Linked DNA regions of Homo sapiens: all the other regions are linked to region 2. Evidence: chromatin contacts called from ENCODE Hi-C or POLR2A ChIA-PET data. All regions are on one chromosome and are shown on one strand. Each heading gives the region's core, a stretch centred on a gene start or an enhancer-like site at or near the end of the contact. The rest is flanking DNA. Distances are from core to core; before and after follow the strand shown. Region 1 holds the start of XIST (X inactive specific transcript). Region 2 holds the start of RPS4X (ribosomal protein S4 X-linked). Region 3 overlaps LOC107985688 (a long non-coding RNA gene). Region 4 holds the start of JPX (JPX transcript, XIST activator). Region 5 holds the start of SNX12 (sorting nexin 12). Region 6 holds the start of IL2RG (interleukin 2 receptor subunit gamma).

What was found. A loop is a pair of places that touch in the nucleus more often than their neighbours do. ChIA-PET counts read pairs that join two places held with the same protein, here RNA polymerase II (POLR2A). Pooled maps may share reads with other maps.
Region 1: a map of GM12878 shows a loop between it and region 2 (2.7-fold over the local background). The contact joins the promoter of XIST here to the promoter of RPS4X in region 2. A Hi-C loop is called at or near these places in 1 of 168 maps with a recorded cell type or tissue (GM12878), 13 of 37 single-sample maps with no recorded cell type and 12 of 50 pooled maps.
Region 3: a map of naive thymus-derived CD4-positive, alpha-beta T cell shows a loop between it and region 2 (12-fold over the local background). The contact joins the enhancer-like site here to the promoter of RPS4X in region 2. A Hi-C loop is called at or near these places in 1 of 168 maps with a recorded cell type or tissue (naive thymus-derived CD4-positive, alpha-beta T cell) and 8 of 50 pooled maps. POLR2A ChIA-PET finds 5 or more read pairs at or near these places in 2 of 52 experiments (HEK293 and activated CD4-positive, alpha-beta T cell).
Region 4: a loop to region 2 is called in a map of naive thymus-derived CD4-positive, alpha-beta T cell, with 5 times the contacts of the local background. The contact joins the promoter of JPX here to the promoter of RPS4X in region 2. A Hi-C loop is called at or near these places in 1 of 168 maps with a recorded cell type or tissue (naive thymus-derived CD4-positive, alpha-beta T cell), 7 of 37 single-sample maps with no recorded cell type and 13 of 50 pooled maps. POLR2A ChIA-PET finds 5 or more read pairs at or near these places in 1 of 52 experiments (naive thymus-derived CD4-positive, alpha-beta T cell).
Region 5: a loop to region 2 is called in a map of naive thymus-derived CD4-positive, alpha-beta T cell, with 9 times the contacts of the local background. The contact joins the promoter of SNX12 here to the promoter of RPS4X in region 2. A Hi-C loop is called at or near these places in 1 of 168 maps with a recorded cell type or tissue (naive thymus-derived CD4-positive, alpha-beta T cell) and 6 of 50 pooled maps. POLR2A ChIA-PET finds 5 or more read pairs at or near these places in 1 of 52 experiments (naive thymus-derived CD4-positive, alpha-beta T cell).
Region 6: a pooled map shows a loop between it and region 2 (4-fold over the local background). The contact joins the promoter of IL2RG here to the promoter of RPS4X in region 2. A Hi-C loop is called at or near these places in 5 of 50 pooled maps. POLR2A ChIA-PET finds 5 or more read pairs at or near these places in 2 of 52 experiments (T-cell and activated CD4-positive, alpha-beta T cell).

What each region holds. Positions count from the first base shown.
Region 1 is chrX:73,851,244-73,854,060 of GRCh38, reverse strand. It overlaps XIST (X inactive specific transcript), which reads left to right and starts at 1,347. Exons shown (of 6, transcript NR_001564.3): 1 at 1,347-2,817. RefSeq lists enhancers at 2,128-2,629, 2,493-2,742.
Region 2 is chrX:72,275,982-72,278,681 of GRCh38, reverse strand. It overlaps RPS4X (ribosomal protein S4 X-linked), which reads left to right and starts at 1,434. Exons shown (of 7, transcript NM_001007.5): 1 at 1,434-1,489; 2 at 2,448-2,525. The coding sequence starts at 1,487. RefSeq lists enhancers at 1,615-1,684, 1,855-1,934.
Region 3 is chrX:71,180,792-71,183,491 of GRCh38, reverse strand. It overlaps LOC107985688 (a long non-coding RNA gene), which reads left to right. Exons shown (of 2, transcript XR_001755878.2): 2 at 1-110. Among named protein-coding and RNA genes, the nearest start is that of NLGN3, 37 kb to the right of the region's middle. RefSeq lists enhancers at 1,020-1,109, 1,159-1,453, 1,510-1,559. Within about 2 kb of position 1,436, at least 35 of the 41 ENCODE cell types and tissues checked have a DNase peak (open chromatin) inside an H3K27ac peak, as active enhancers do.
Region 4 is chrX:73,942,964-73,945,835 of GRCh38, reverse strand. It overlaps JPX (JPX transcript, XIST activator), which reads right to left and starts at 1,512. Exons shown (of 5, transcript NR_024582.1): 1 at 1,371-1,512; 2 at 1,174-1,252. RefSeq lists an enhancer at 1,388-1,487.
Region 5 is chrX:71,067,031-71,069,915 of GRCh38, reverse strand. It overlaps SNX12 (sorting nexin 12), which reads left to right and starts at 1,582. Exons shown (of 4, transcript NM_013346.4): 1 at 1,582-1,774. The coding sequence starts at 1,610. RefSeq lists silencers at 1,367-1,586, 1,426-1,619.
Region 6 is chrX:71,110,327-71,113,026 of GRCh38, reverse strand. It overlaps IL2RG (interleukin 2 receptor subunit gamma), which reads left to right and starts at 1,450. Exons shown (of 8, transcript NM_000206.3): 1 at 1,450-1,602; 2 at 1,977-2,130; 3 at 2,339-2,523. The coding sequence starts at 1,488. RefSeq lists enhancers at 1,298-1,687, 790-1,989.

The DNA.
Region 1 (2,817 bases), core at 98-2,597, 1.6 Mb before region 2:
GGTACCATTGTATTGCACCACTTTACAATACAATAACCCTCATTTGGAATGACAAGTCAGATTACTTTTTTTGTTTGATCCAAGGACACTTAGAAGATGGAAGGTATTTCTTAAGGAAGAAAATTTGCATACTTTATTATTTTTCTGGAAACTGAAGAGCAAGCTTACCTGATAGATTTGGGTCGATAGTTACACTTTCCAGTTCAGCCAGTGGGAGGGTAATGTATCCTTTGACTTTCTAGAAGTTGCTCTATAATACTTAAGTTGCCATTGTCTCCCTTCTGGTTCTCTGTTGTTTCTCGAATGACATAGAAGAGTTTATGAGATTAATTGCTTCCTACTGAAATAGCCAGGTTTCTGAGGGCAGCTTTGGCTTTTATATGAGCTTTTTCTTCCTACCACTTATCAGTTACTGACAGAGGGTCAACTTCACTACTGTGTCATATGGTTGGTCCAATGTTGGGTTCCTCAGATTCATGGAGGAAATAGGAAAATAGTAAAGATTAAGGAGTCATAGTTAAAAAATTACAAACAGGTCACAAACAGTACTCTTTCTTGATTATTTAGGAACCAAATAGCCATTCTATGAAATGTCTTTCTTTCCTTTTTCTCTCTTGCTCACCAATTGACTCGTAAGCACTTCCGTTCTCTTATGGTTGGGAGCCATACAAGGTAGAGTGTTGGAGTAAAAACTACATTGACTCTGAATCATGGTGTGTGACCTCGGGCACATGATGTAACCTCTATAGGACTCTATTTTAATGTATAAAACAGGAATAATCCTTTATTATTATCTATGCAATACATATTCCATTATCTATTACATGGGATAATGGAATGGGAAGTCCCTTGAAGATGGTACTAACCTCAATGTATTACTCCTTTCTAGCTTCTTTGGTTCAAAAGTTTGGTGGAGGAGTTACAAATTCTGGTTTGAATGATATATTTGGATACTTTATCAACACATCAAAGCTCTACCTATCCCTTCCCCCATTCTCAAAACCAAGCTGAATTAACATCTTTACATTTATTATGCAGTTTATGGAGGATTTTAGCATTAATTATTGCTTGATTTACTCAATGTCCCCATGTTATAGATGAGAACTGGAAAACCCATTGAAGTTGTGACTCCTGGTCTAGAAATGAAGTCTACTTCCAGTTAATGTTCTTTCTGGTATGTCTTTGCTTTCTTGAAATTTCCCTTTTTTGTCCTTACTGGGTAAATTTTGAACCAACCAAATCACAAAGATGTCCGGCTTTCAATCTTCTAGGCCACGCCTCTTATGCTCTCTCCGCCCTCAGCCCCCCCTTCAGTTCTTAAAGCGCTGCAATTCGCTGCTGCAGCCATATTTCTTACTCTCTCGGGGCTGGAAGCTTCCTGACTGAAGATCTCTCTGCACTTGGGGTTCTTTCTAGAACATTTTCTAGTCCCCCAACACCCTTTATGGCGTATTTCTTTAAAAAAATCACCTAAATTCCATAAAATATTTTTTTAAATTCTATACTTTCTCCTAGTGTCTTCTTGACACGTCCTCCATATTTTTTTAAAGAAAGTATTTGGAATATTTTGAGGCAATTTTTAATATTTAAGGAATTTTTCTTTGGAATCATTTTTGGTTGACATCTCTGTTTTTTGTGGATCAGTTTTTTACTCTTCCACTCTCTTTTCTATATTTTGCCCATCGGGGCTGCGGATACCTGGTTTTATTATTTTTTCTTTGCCCAACGGGGCCGTGGATACCTGCCTTTTAATTCTTTTTTATTCGCCCATCGGGGCCGCGGATACCTGCTTTTTATTTTTTTTTCCTTAGCCCATCGGGGTATCGGATACCTGCTGATTCCCTTCCCCTCTGAACCCCCAACACTCTGGCCCATCGGGGTGACGGATATCTGCTTTTTAAAAATTTTCTTTTTTTGGCCCATCGGGGCTTCGGATACCTGCTTTTTTTTTTTTTATTTTTCCTTGCCCATCGGGGCCTCGGATACCTGCTTTAATTTTTGTTTTTCTGGCCCATCGGGGCCGCGGATACCTGCTTTGATTTTTTTTTTTCATCGCCCATCGGTGCTTTTTATGGATGAAAAAATGTTGGTTTTGTGGGTTGTTGCACTCTCTGGAATATCTACACTTTTTTTTGCTGCTGATCATTTGGTGGTGTGTGAGTGTACCTACCGCTTTGGCAGAGAATGACTCTGCAGTTAAGCTAAGGGCGTGTTCAGATTGTGGAGGAAAAGTGGCCGCCATTTTAGACTTGCCGCATAACTCGGCTTAGGGCTAGTCGTTTGTGCTAAGTTAAACTAGGGAGGCAAGATGGATGATAGCAGGTCAGGCAGAGGAAGTCATGTGCATTGCATGAGCTAAACCTATCTGAATGAATTGATTTGGGGCTTGTTAGGAGCTTTGCGTGATTGTTGTATCGGGAGGCAGTAAGAATCATCTTTTATCAGTACAAGGGACTAGTTAAAAATGGAAGGTTAGGAAAGACTAAGGTGCAGGGCTTAAAATGGCGATTTTGACATTGCGGCATTGCTCAGCATGGCGGGCTGTGCTTTGTTAGGTTGTCCAAAATGGCGGATCCAGTTCTGTCGCAGTGTTCAAGTGGCGGGAAGGCCACATCATGATGGGCGAGGCTTTGTTAAGTGGTTAGCATGGTGGTGGACATGTGCGGTCACACAGGAAAAGATGGCGGCTGAAGGTCTTGCCGCAGTGTAAAACATGGCGGGCCTCTTTGTCTTTGCTGTGTGCTTTTCGTGTTGGGTTTTGCCGCAGGGACAATATGGCAGGCGTTGTCATATGTATATCATGGCTTTTGTCACGTG
Region 2 (2,700 bases), core at 185-2,684:
CCCAGGAAGGGGGTTTGGCTGTTTGTGGCAGTTCCAAGCTAAGGAATCGAGTCCACAAGCAGTCTTGAAAGAGCTGACTCTAGCCAGGCGCAGTGGCTCAGGCCTGTAATCCCAGCACTTTGGGAGGTCGAGGCGGGCGGATCGCTTGAGTCCAGGAGTTTGAGACCAGCCTAGGTAACATGGCGAAACCCCGTCTCTACAAAAAAATAAAACTACAAAAAATTAGTTGGGTGCAGTGGCGTGCGCCTGTTGTCCCAGCTACTCGTGGGGGCTGAAGTGAGAGGATCGCTTGAGCCCGGGCTGTCTGTCGAGGCTGCAGTGAGCCATGCACTACAGCCTGGGTGACAGAGTGAGACCCTGTCTCCCAAACAAACAAACAAAAAGAGCTGACTCCCTCGGAACAAACTAGCTTGGTGGGGCTTGAGCTTTGAAGTTTGGGATTGGGGAGAGAGAGCAATGGAGCCAGATAAAGTTCAGACCTGCTCCCTTACGGCAGGAAACAGAGGGCCAAGGGCAGTTTCGAAGCAGGATCAGATCTACATTTTAGTTAGATATAACCAGACGATTTCTAATATCCTCTCTCCTCCCTGAGTCTCTATAAGTGCCAAATGCGTTGTACAGGAAGCAAGGGGGAGGATGTCAGAGTTCAAGCAGAGAAGCAAGAGGGGGTTAAAAACGTTGTTGGCTCTTCCCAACTCAGTATGGGCTGCCTGGCTGGCTCAAGGGAACACAAAAAAGGGACAGACAAAATACGTTTAAGAAATAACATTAAATATTTATTAAAATGTATTCTATTGATTATATACAAGTTCTTTGTTTTGTTTTGTTTTGTTTTGTTTTTGAGACGGAGTCTCGCTCTGTCGCCCAGGCTGGAGTGCAGTGGCGCGATCTCGGCTCACTGCAAGCTCCACCTCCGGGGTTCACGCCATTCTCCTGCCTCAGCTTCCCGAGTAGCTGGGACTACAGGCGCCCGCCACTATGCCCGGCTAATTTTTTTGTATTTTTTTTTAGTATAGACGGGGTTTCACTGTGTTAGCCAGGATGGTCTCGATCTCCTGACCTCATGATCCGCCCGCCTCGGCCTCCCAAAGTGCTGGGATTACAGGCGTAGAATCATCTGTACGTGAGACTGGAAGTAAGCTCACTTTGAACTCTCCTTGAGGCCAGGGATGTTGTGTAGCTCATCTTTGTATTCCCAGCACCTAGCACAGAATAAGGCACACAAGAGGCGCTCAGCAAATATGGGAGGAGGAAGGGCGGAAAAAGGGGAGGGAGGAAATCGCCCTTAGGAGACACCCTCTTTCCGCGGCGGTTCCTCAACTCGGGACTTCTGACCTCCCACCAGCAGATGGCAAGAAAGAGTCCCGGCGCGCCAGCAAAGGGCTGAGCTGGGCGGAGCAGCTGAAAATCCGGCGCGCGCAGTCTCCAGCCCCAATTTCTACGCGCACCGGAAGACGGAGGTCCTCTTTCCTTGCCTAACGCAGCCATGGTAAGCCGTTTAGTTAGCGAGCTCTTAGGACGTATCCGCCTCCATCCTCCCCCGGCCGGGGCTGCCCGAGGTTTCGGGATTCCTACTGGGGATGGCCGGGCAGAGGCGAAGGGATCACGGCCTCCGTGGTAGGCCGGGACGGGCTCCAGGGCGAAGGGCGAACGCTGGCCTAGGGTTGGGGAGGCGCAGATCTGGTGCTGCTGTTGGGAAGGCCTCGGTTTCTGACCCGGCCATACGTCCTGATCCCGGGAGAAGCTGCTTTTCCTCCCGGGCCGGAGCCGCGGCTGGGCCAGGAGCTCAGACTGCGAGCCCGAGGTTGGTGGGCGCTGGGGGTGCCCGGCGGAGAAAGGTTTTCTTTGTCATTGCCTTTTTGGCACGGCCTGACTTTACCATACGTGGCCGGTAAGCATCTGGACACAGCATTAAAAAGGCTTCCTTACTCTTTTTAAAGTAAAATTGGTGTCAGCTTTTGGCTTTAGTGTACGAAGGAGCAGCACATGTGTTTGTGCGGATGTCAGAATCTTGTTCCATACGTGTCAAAAACAGACGGTAATAAATTGTGAAAACTTTAGAAACACAGGTAGACTCCTGGCTCATTTCTGTTGCTGTGCGTTTCACTAGTATGGTGTTCTTGAAAGACCCTAACCTCTAAGCAGATACAGTTTCAAACAGTAACATGGAAACACTTTAGCAAGGTTCTGAAAGATAGTAATCAGTAAACGTTCTGAAACATAGTAACCAAGAATATTCTCTGTTACAATAAGAAGGCTTGTTGCAGCTTATGGATCTCACGGTGTTTGTTAAATAACTGTGTTTGTTTCTGTTTTATCGGAACACTATACTTTAATATTGTCCACATTTTGCTGAAGATGAAACTAAACTAAGAGTTTAGTTTCACACTAGGTTTTATAAGCTGTTCTGAAACCTGATTAACAGCATTGCAATCTAAAACTTTCAGGCTCGTGGTCCCAAGAAGCATCTGAAGCGGGTGGCAGCTCCAAAGCATTGGATGCTGGATAAATTGACCGGTGTGTTTGTAAGTATCTTATATAAATATTTCCGTGGCCACTGTTTTTAAGTGTCTCCCAGGACTCATTTGGGGACCAGGCTAGGGGAGGAATATCTATTCTTGGCTTCCTCTGCCCTTGAAGGAGCTATACTATCTAGCTGTCCTCCACTTCCAATCGATTTAATATTTTTGTGCCTCATTT
Region 3 (2,700 bases), core at 187-2,686, 1.1 Mb after region 2:
GGCAAGCTGGACAATGCAAATGAACTTTGGATGAGACTTAGCCAAGGGGCCTCCAAAGGGAGAGCAGCGGGGCTGCTTAGGAGGGAATAAAAAAATAAGGTGGTCACCTATTTCTTAGCACCTTCTTTGTTTTCCCAATCGGCAAACTCCTGTCCTCTCCTGGAGATCCAAGACCAAAATGCAAAAGCTCCCTCAGAATATGTGCCTGAGTCTGAGAGCACTTTGCAGACTGGGAGGCCCCTGAGTCTCTAGCCTTTGGTATGATACTCAGGCTCCGGGGAATTGATCCTGCACCCATTATTCACAAAGCCCTATACAAGGCAGTGTTAAACTTAGGTCAAACTGCAAGTTTTCAATCACATGCTTTAGCTGTGGGATAAAGAGACACAGCAGAGAAGTGGTGATGGTTGTGTGAGCATCAAAGAGCAAATGAGACTACAAGAAGCAGCCCAAAGGGGGCAAATTTAGCCAGTCTCTTGCCAACTTCTCACTATGGATGTTCTATTGGCTTCATTTGACCCTATCCAGGAAAGCTAGGATTTCTTGTGCAGGTGGAAGTCCATTCATTCGCCTATTTCAGGGGTCTGGGTCCAGAAGAGCTTGTTAGTTCAGTCTCAGCTCCCTACTTTTCTTACTCCCCCTTCCTTTCCCCCTCCTCCTATTAACGACTGAAGGTCTGTTTCCTCTTTAGGGCTGCAATTTTGCATTTGCAGCCCCCGGCAAAACTGTCATACGTGCCCACCGCAGGTGCCCACTGCAGATGCCCGAGACCCAGAGAAATGTTTGTAAACTTTCAACCCTGACTGTACTCCCCCGGACTCCTCCCTCAGTGGGGCCGGCTGTTGGGGCAAGGCAGCTGACCTTTGCTAGGGACTCAGAGCTGCGGGGGTTCTGGAATTGAACTGGAAATTGAGTGGCAAAAGCCCCGCTGTCGTTTCTCCTGCCCCTGCTCCCACCCCGATCTTGTGGACGAGAAAAAGCTCAAAGAACAGTGAGGGGTTAAGCTCCTTATAAGGAAATGAACCTCCTCTTTCCTGTACGGAAATTGTGCTTTTTGCTTCTATATGTTCAAAATACACTGTAAAAAAACGATCCTCGATAGGATTCACCAAATCCACTTCCCTAGGGCGAGGCGGCGGAGGTGGGGGGTGGGCGTCGAGTGGGAGCGAGGAGAGAGAGGACGGGAGGGGCGGGAATCAGGCGAGTGTGTGAAGAATTTGAGGGATGAGTCATCAAAAACAAACTGGGAAAGGGAGCGGAACTAGTAATCCGAGCTGGGAAGCAGACGAACATTCATTAGACGCAGATCGTGTCAATCACGTTTGCTCCGCAAATGACCTGAGAGCCTGCCGGGCCTCTCCGACCGGAAAAAGGGTTTTGGTGGGCGGTCTAAAGATTTTGAAATCGGAAAAGGCAGATTGCTAGCGAGCCGTCAGAGCAGCTTGCCGCAGCTCAGGCGGGCTCCGCAGAAAGATGGCGTTTGCTATCAAGGTCACATGGCCACTTTAGGGGACTAAAACGAAATACTAGCTGAGAACAACAGGAACTGCCAGCACAGGATCAGATTTTCAGAAGCAGTCTCAATTCTAAGTGTCTTTTTCTAATTAGAATCGTAAGCACATTTTTTTGTATTTGTCCGAACACATGTCCTAAGTCATCAAAACTATGTGAAGGGGTGGAGTTTCACTGGGGGTCTTCTCTTTCCGGGAGCCTGAAAAGGATGGGAGGAGGGTGGGGGAAACCCAAGGGCCAGGGTAACCGCAGAACCGGAAAGCAGCACGTGCCAGGACAGAAGGCACCCACTAGGGTCTCTGCACTGAGAGCAGTATGGGAAACCGATTCCACCAGGGACTGTGAAACTCACTAGATCTGTTAGGCTGGTGCAAAAGTAATGGCGGTTTTTGCCGTTAAAGGTAATTGCAAAAACCGCCATTACTTTTGCACCAACCTTCAGGTTCGGGTCTACGCAGCTTTGTCTAACCTCTGACCTCTCATGAGTTGGGAAAGGTTACCCTGGCAAAAAAGGATTTGCTTAGGTGCCCTATACATTGTACCAGATAACTTCCTCTATGATTTTTTTTTTTTTTTTTGAGATGGAGTTTTCACTCTTGTTGCCCAGGCTGGAGTGCAATGGCACGATCTCGGCTCCTTGCAACCTCCGCCTCCCGGGTTCAAGTGATTCTGCTGCCTCAGCCTTCGAAGTAGCTGGGATTACAGGTACCTGCCACCACATCTGGCTAATTTTTTGTACTTTTAGTGGAGATGGGGTTTCACCATGTTGGCCCAGCTGGTCTCGAACTCCTGACCTCAGGTGATCCACCTGCCTCAGCTTCCCAAAGTGCTTGGATTACAGGCGTGAGTCACTGCGCCTGGCCTCCTCTGTGGTTAAGCTTTATTTATTTATTTATTTATTTATTTATTTATTTATTTATTTATTTTGAGATGGAATTTCGCTCTGTCATCCAGGCTGGAGTGCAGTGGTTCAGCTCAGTGCAACTTCCACCTCCCGGGTTCAAGCTATTCTCCAGCCTCAGCCTCCCGAGTAGCTGGGGTTACAGGAGTGTGCCACCATGCCCAGCTAATTTTTGTATTTTAGTAGAGATGGGGTTTATTTTATTTTTATTTAGTAGAGGCAGGGTTTCACCATGTTGGCCAGGCTAGTCTCAAACTCCTGACCTTAGGTGATCTGCCCATCTCGGC
Region 4 (2,872 bases), core at 263-2,762, 1.7 Mb before region 2:
AAGTTGCTATGTCACAGAAGTTTAAGAAATGCATGGTAAAAATCACTAAGTTTAAAATAATGGTTACCTCTGGGGATGAGAGAAGAGAGAGATGCAATCAGGGATGGGTACACAGAGAACTTCAACTGTCACGTTAATGTTTGATTTTTTTTTTACGTTGGGTGGTGAGAAGAGAGGTTCATTGTATTATTCCTTGTATATCTGTATATGTCTTAAGTATTTCATAATATATTTAACGTCTCCTCCAAAAGATAAAGAAGTTAATCTTGCATTCCTTCATCACCCCATCAAAAAAAAAAAAGGACTCATACTAGACTATTCTGCAACTTACTTTTCTCACATAACCATCCATCATAAGATTCTCTAGGTCAAAAGTCAAAATATTTCATAATATTTATGTACCAAAATTTACTCAAACATTCTCCTATTGATGGATACACAGGTTGTTTCCAGTTGTCACAAGAACAAAATAGTACAAAAGTATCCTTGTTCATGCGTCATTATATACTGGTACTTTTATTTCTGTAGGATAGATTCTTAAAAGTCAGACTTTTGAATTCCAGTTTTTGTTCAAGTGATATCTGTATTTTTTATTTCCCTAAATATTGCCAGATTCTTTTCTAAAAGGTTGCAGCAATTCATACTCCGCGGTAATGCATGAAATTTACTTTAATCACATAAGCATTTAACAACATATTAGATGTCACTCTTAACTGTCTTCCCCATATATATAGTAAACATGCTATGCTTAACATAAACTTAATTTCGCCAACAGATTTGAAAACAGGAAATCTAGCTCTTTTCTTAGTGAGTAATCAACCTGGCAATGTAAGTCCCCCAAAGATTACACACACACACACACACCTCTGAGATGCTTCAAGAACAAATGTTAAGTTTTTGCCCAAAACTCCACATTTGGGGTATAGTGGGCACAGAAAAAAATTGTTTAATCTAGTGCATAATGAATACGTTACAAACAAATTAATTAAAACTAATAAGTCTGGACATGAAAGGCAGAACAAAAAAAAAATAAAGTTAGGCCCAAGAGGTTAGGCTGTTCCTAGGAAAGCTCTGAGGAGATGGAATCCATTTTGGCGCGACATGGTGTCAATAAAAACCCATTTAAATAAGGAAAAAGGAAAGAACGACCCATATATCCCTCCTAGGAGCTACCTTCTGCAACTTCCAAGCTTCGTCAGTAGAAGTTAGGCGATCAGCGAGAAAGAAATTATTCTCCGATATTTTGAAGAGACTGGAGAGAGAAAAATGGAATACAGGCCGGTTACTCCCCCGACTCAGGCCACGCGATCCCAAAGTGTGTAGCCTCGCTAACGGCCACTTCTCTAGCCAACGTGAGGCTCATCACTCACCACAATACTATTAACTGGCGAGTTTCTGGACTTTTGTTAGTGGACTCATACTTCGGACGCCTTGCAACCCCCGTAAGGACGCAGTGATTGCACTCCGTGCAAACGCCGCCATCTTAAGTCTTCCACTAGCCCTAGGGCATAGGCGGATGAAAGCCGGGGGTGGGCGTCACAGCCAAACAGGCCCGGCGCCCAGCCGTCGTGCACTACCTAAATGCCTCCGCCGGCAACATGCACCAGCCGTTGCCGTGCCCCAGCCGTTGCCGTGCCGCAGCCGTTGCCGTGCCGCAGCCGTTGCCGTGGACCCTCCCCCAGTTTCCTGACCTGTTGCACTTCCTCTCACAGCCTTTATCTCTTTTGAAATTCCCTTTTCCTTTTTCTTTCTCTTCATTTCTTTTTTCCTTTCCCAACCCAAATTTCTTTTAGCTTTGCCTCGACTCCTTTCTTTCTTCCCTATTTCCAGATCTCTCACTCTCATTAACTTTACCTCACAAGTATGATAGACAAAGCTGCCATTCACTTCTGTTATCTCACTAAGTCATTGCAACATCAGGTAAGCTGAGGACTGATTTTTTCCTGTTTTATAGATGACGAAATTAAGGCCCAAAGAGGTGACCCAATTTTCCAAAAGTGCTAGAATGAGCTAGAACCTACTTCTTTTCACTTTACTAAGCCCCGTGTTCCGATAGATGAGGGTGTATGTACTTCAACCAACTAATGGGAAAACAGAAACCAGAGGGTTTTGGCCTAGTCATACAGTGAGTCCGTCAATGGCAAAACTGGATTCAGAACAAGGTGCTTCCTTTAATTCTGTAAACAAAAGAGTCTTCATAAAAGAGTTGGTAGCCAGGTGTGGTGGCGCTTGCCTGTAATCTCAGTGTAATCCCAGCTACTTGGGAGGCTGAGGTGGGAGAATCGCTTGAACCCGGGAGGCGGAGGTTGCAGTGAGCTGAGATCGTGCTGCTGCATTCCAGCCTGGGCGACCGTGCCAGACTCCGTCTCAAAAAAAAAAAAAAAAAAAAAGAGTTGAGATGCTGCTCTTGAGCCTAAAAGTCCTTCCATCTTCCCTCTTCTTTTATTTATTTTTGTTTTATTTTTTTGAGACGGAGTCTTGCTCTGTCGCCCAGGCTGGAGTGCAGTGGCGCGATCTTGGCTCGGTGCTACCTCCGCCTCCTGGGTTCAAGCGATTCTCCAGCCTCAGCCTCCTAAGTAGCTGGGATTACAGGCATCTGCCACCATGTCCAGCTAATTTTTACTAGAGACGGGGGTCTCACCATCATGGCCAGGCTGGTCTTGCACTCCTGACCTCAAGTGATCCACCCGCCTCAGCCTCCCAAAGTGCTGGTATTATAGGCGTGAGCCACCGCACCCAGCCTCCCTCTTCTTTTAGATTCAGCTCTTTTAGATTCAGTCCTGACACTTCTAAGAGGCCTCTATATTTATCAAAACCTTTATCTCTGTTGTTCCCGCTCCATGAGGGAAAATACACTAGCTGGATACCAGCC
Region 5 (2,885 bases), core at 333-2,832, 1.2 Mb after region 2:
AGGATGGAGTGCAGTGGCATGATCTCAGCTCACTGCAACCTCTGCCTCCCGGGTTCAAGCGATTCTCCTGCCTCAGCCTCCTGAGTAGCTGGGATTACAGGCGTGTGCCACCATGCCCAGCTAATTTTTGTATTTTTAATAGAGACAGGGTTTCACCATGTTGGCCAGGCTGATCTCGAACTCTTGACCTCAAGTGATCTGCCTGCCTCGGCCTCCCAAAGTGCTGGGATTACAGGTGTGAGCCACCGCGCCCGGCCTGCATATGCTGTTTCTTATTCCAGAAATTACCTTTCCCTATTTCCACTCCTATTTGTCCTTTATGTCTTTTCATGTCTGTTAAACTCAGATGTTTCCTCCTCCAGGGGAACCTCCCCTAATTTTTCCAGTTATACATTTCCTATGTGCTGCTTTGAACATTTACTTATTTTGTATTTGTCGCATTATATTAGTTTTGTTTACTTGTCTCCCTTGCTAGAATGTTAACTCCTTGAGGGCAGGGACTCTTATTTAACTCCAGGATTTTAGTGTTTAGCATGGTGCTTGGCACGTATTTGCTTAGTGGATATTGGTTAAATTGAATTAAACAGCAATTGTGAAATTGTAGGGCCTCATACTCTGTTGAAAGAATTTCAGGCATCAGTGATATGGGAAATATTTTTTGAGTAGAGGAGGGCAGGGGAAAGGTGGAGAAAGGATGACCTGAAATCATCACCCAGTCTACCCTTTAATGTGGAGCATATGTAAATTAGTCATATAAATATTAATATTTCTATAGATATTCTCATGTAAACATTTATTCTATCTCCATTATGGGTTGCAAGCAACCTCAGAGCAGTGCCAAGTATGGAGTTCTGCGGAGTAGAAATAGAAGGTATGAAATAAGTACCCTCAATTTGCTGATAAATGTAAGATTGAGTACACCTGGAGTGTGGCAACAAGGAGTAAGATATGCCCAATTTTCCTGAAAAGTAAGAGAGAAATGTCTTTCTTTACCCCATCCTAGTTGCTTGCTGCTTTCCTGGCGCCATACGTAGTGCTGAGTGCGCCATTGTGTGTGGCGTGAACTGAAACCATCAGTGGCACAGGTGGGACGGCTACGTTATAGGTTCTCAGTACTATTGTTGGAACCCCACCCTCCATAGACCACCCTTCTATTTTCGCGGAAAACCAGGACTTATTCAGGTCACTGGGCTTCGGCCTATCACTGTAGGAGCCTGGCTCACGGGGCAGTGCCCACTGTTGATTGATACACGGTACGAGACAATTTCTTGGGTTGAGGAGCCGCGATTGGCGGAGCCAGCCTGTGCTGCTAGGCAGGGTATTGGGTACTGCGTATTGGGGATGCAGGTTCCCGGGTGGCCACAAACATCACCCGGAAGCCTGAATATGGCCTCCACTCTACAGGGCGCGCAGCAGTCAGCACGGCCGCTATTCAGAGCCCGGGGCCCAGGCCCGTGCGGCGTGCGCGTGCGTGCGTGGGCGCGCGTGCGCGCCGCCGCCGCCTGTGGGTTGGCTAGTTATTTTGCAAGCGGGAGGGGCCGTGCGCGCTCCTGCCTCAGGCCTCTGTCCCCCACCCCCTTTCCCCGGTCCCAGGCTCTCCTTCGGAAAGATGTCGGACACGGCAGTAGCTGATACCCGGCGCCTTAACTCGAAGCCGCAGGACCTGACCGACGCTTACGGGCCGCCAAGTAACTTCCTGGAGATCGACATCTTTAATCCTCAGACGGTGGGCGTGGGACGCGCGCGCTTCACCACCTATGAGGTTCGCATGCGGGTGAGTCACGGGGTGAGGGAGACAGCTGAGGGAGGACCGGGCGGCGCGAGCGGGAGGGGGGAGGGAGGCTACCGCGGGGGCAACTAACGGCGGGGAAGACGCCTTAGGGGTCATTTGGGGGTTAGGGGTATAATAGGCTTGGAACGAGGTCTGCCGATTCAGTTGTGGCCGGAGGATGCAGAAAACTCCTGAGGGAGACATCGGACGGGGATGCAGGAAAGCTACCCATGAGGAAGTGAAGCATGGCTGGATAGGGTGGGGTGGATGGAAAAAGATTAGAGTGAGGAATTCAAGGAGATAGGAATCACGGCTGTAGCGACTGAAGGAAGGGAGGGAGGATGGAAGAGGGCTGGGGGATGGAAAGCCAAGGCGATATATCGCTGAGCTCCATAACTAAACTAGGTTGTGAGAAGTCTGAAGAGGGAGGGCAGGAAGGCCGGCTGCTTTCTAATGAGGTCTCCCTGGGATAATGGAGTAAAGCAAAGCCTTGAATTAAAGGGAAGGTAGATTCCAGAAAAGGCAGACAGTAGGCTTGTGGGAGCAGAAATAAGAAAGGGAGTCTCCTTGAGACCGAGCGCTTTCCTAACTTGTGTCGGATCAGCATCTGAAGGAGAGAAATGTTTTATGCTTAAGTTTTCGCAGATACTACGTGCTGTCTCGCCTTGAAACCTGGCCTGGCCCTGGGATTGGTGCCTTGTCAGTCACTGCTTTCATTCTATGTGGATCCTTTAGATTTGAAGTATCCAGAATGTTTATTTCAGTATTTATTGACTCTCGTTTAGGTACTTTGTATATGAATGGCTTTTTGCCCTTTCTGTCCTAGATTACCCTTTTGGATTCTGACCCTGGTCTGTAGTTACTTTAATACATGACATTTCAGAATTGCCCAGGAGTGGCTTCTTCCAGCATGCATGATAGAGGACTTTACTCTCTAGTGCTTAGCCCATAATGCAAGGATGGAATGTGCAGATAGAGTACTTGGTTTGCAGGATCTTTTGCCCACTTGAAGTGGTTATAGGCAAAACAGTTTGAGAATCATTTTCTAGTTTTCCTTATGTTTTCTTCTCAGACTAAAAGGCCAGAATATTCTCTGTGGACAGCATCCTGCTCA
Region 6 (2,700 bases), core at 201-2,700, 1.2 Mb after region 2:
AATAAATTTCTGTTGGTTTAAGCCACTCAGTTTGGGGATAACTTATGGCAGCCCTAGCAAACTAATACATACTAAAGATACATACTAAATACTAAGCTGGGCCATATAGTCCAGTTTTCCTGAGACTCCCAGGCAAGTGCTGTTTTTCTTTGCTTAATATCCTACACCACTTTCTGTCTGGTAAAATTACACTCATTCTTTAAGATGCCACTGAAATAGCACCTCTTCAGCACAGCCTTCACTAAACTATCCCCCTCTCCATCTTGGTAAATTTAGTTACTTCCTCTTCTGTGCTCACATACTTTGTAGTATCTCTACATTTATGCTATAGGACTTGTTACACTATGTTGTATTACTTGTTTATGTCTTCCCCACTTTTCTGTGAGTGTCTAGAAATATGAGGATGTCTTGTTGGTCTATTTCCAGAACATAAGCACAGTGCCTGGCACATATTAAAAACGTAATAAATGTTTGCTGAATAAATAGTTTCTGTAAGTGGCTTCTCCAATCACCTCTGTGTTTTCGGGGAAGGTAAAACTGGCAACAGGATGAAGAATGGATTAGAGAGCAGAGGGCCTTTAGAAAGGGAGGCCAGTTGATGGAGTCTAGATAGAATCATGACTAGAGCTAATGAAAGACTGATTTAGCAGAGTGGCTGTGGTAATGGAAAGGAGGAAACCGTTGGGAGAAACACCACAGAAGCAGAGTGGGTTATATTCTCTGGGTGAGAGAGGGGGAGAAATTGAAGCTGATTCTGAGGTTTCAAGTCTGGGTGACTGAGAGGGTGACGATACCATTGACTGAGGTGGGGAAGGCAGGAAGAGAAGCAGAGTTGGGGGAAGATGGGAAGCTTGAAGCTAGTATTGTTGTTCCTCCATTTCTAGAATATTTTTGTATTATAAGTCACACTTCCTCGCCAGTCTCAACAGGGACCCAGCTCAGGCAGCAGCTAAGGGTGGGTATTCTGGTTTGGATTAGATCAGAGGAAAGACAGCTGTATATGTGCCCACAGGAGCCAAGACGGTATTTTCCATCCTCCCAAAACAGTAGAGCTTTGACAGAGATTTAAGGGTGACCAAGTCAAGGAAGAGGCATGGCATAGAACGGTGATGTCGGGGGTGGGGGTTCAGAACTTCCATTATAGAAGGTAATGATTTAGAGGAGAAGGTGGTTGAGAATGGTGCTAGTGGTAGTGAACAGATCCTTCCCAGGATCTAGGTGGGCTGAGGATTTTTGAGTCTGTGACACTATTGTATATCCAGCTTTAGTTTCTGTTTACCACCTTACAGCAGCACCTAATCTCCTAGAGGACTTAGCCCGTGTCACACAGCACATATTTGCCACACCCTCTGTAAAGCCCTGGTTTATAAGGTTCTTTCCACCGGAAGCTATGACAGAGGAAACGTGTGGGTGGGGAGGGGTAGTGGGTGAGGGACCCAGGTTCCTGACACAGACAGACTACACCCAGGGAATGAAGAGCAAGCGCCATGTTGAAGCCATCATTACCATTCACATCCCTCTTATTCCTGCAGCTGCCCCTGCTGGGAGTGGGGCTGAACACGACAATTCTGACGCCCAATGGGAATGAAGACACCACAGCTGGTGGGAAATCTGGGACTGGAGGGGGCTGGTGAGAAGGGTGGCTGTGGGAAGGGGCCGTACAGAGATCTGGTGCCTGCCACTGGCCATTACAATCATGTGGGCAGAATTGAAAAGTGGAGTGGGAAGGGCAAGGGGGAGGGTTCCCTGCCTCACGCTACTTCTTCTTTCTTTCTTGTTTGTTTGTTTCTTTCTTTCTTTTGAGGCAGGGTCTCACTATGTTGCCTAGGCTGGTCTCAAACTCCTGGCCTCTAGTGATCCTCCTGCCTCAGCCTTTCAAAGCACCAGGATTACAGACATGAGCCACCGTGCTTGGCCTCCTCCTTCTGACCATCATTTCTCTTTCCCTCCCTGCCTTCATTTTCTCCCCAATCTAGATTTCTTCCTGACCACTATGCCCACTGACTCCCTCAGTGTTTCCACTCTGCCCCTCCCAGAGGTTCAGTGTTTTGTGTTCAATGTCGAGTACATGAATTGCACTTGGAACAGCAGCTCTGAGCCCCAGCCTACCAACCTCACTCTGCATTATTGGTATGAGAAGGGACGAGGGGGAGGGGATGAAGAAGAGGTGGGTTGGATCAGAGACCAAGAGAGAGGGTAGCAAGTCTCCCAGGTACCCCACTGTTTTCTCCTGGGGTAAGTCATAAGTCGGTTGAGGGGAGATGAGGCTAGGCTCTGGATATCTGCAGTACCCAGATTGGCCCCACTGTTCCTCTTCCTTCCAACCTTTCTCCTCTAGGTACAAGAACTCGGATAATGATAAAGTCCAGAAGTGCAGCCACTATCTATTCTCTGAAGAAATCACTTCTGGCTGTCAGTTGCAAAAAAAGGAGATCCACCTCTACCAAACATTTGTTGTTCAGCTCCAGGACCCACGGGAACCCAGGAGACAGGCCACACAGATGCTAAAACTGCAGAATCTGGGTAATTTGGAAAGAAAGGGTCAAGAGACCAGGGATACTGTGGGACATTGGAGTCTACAGAGTAGTGTTCTTTTATCATAAGGGTACATGGGCAGAAAAGAGGAGGTAGGGGATCATGATGGGAAGGGAGGAGGTATTAGGGGCACTACCTTCAGGATCCTGACTTGTCTAGGCCAGG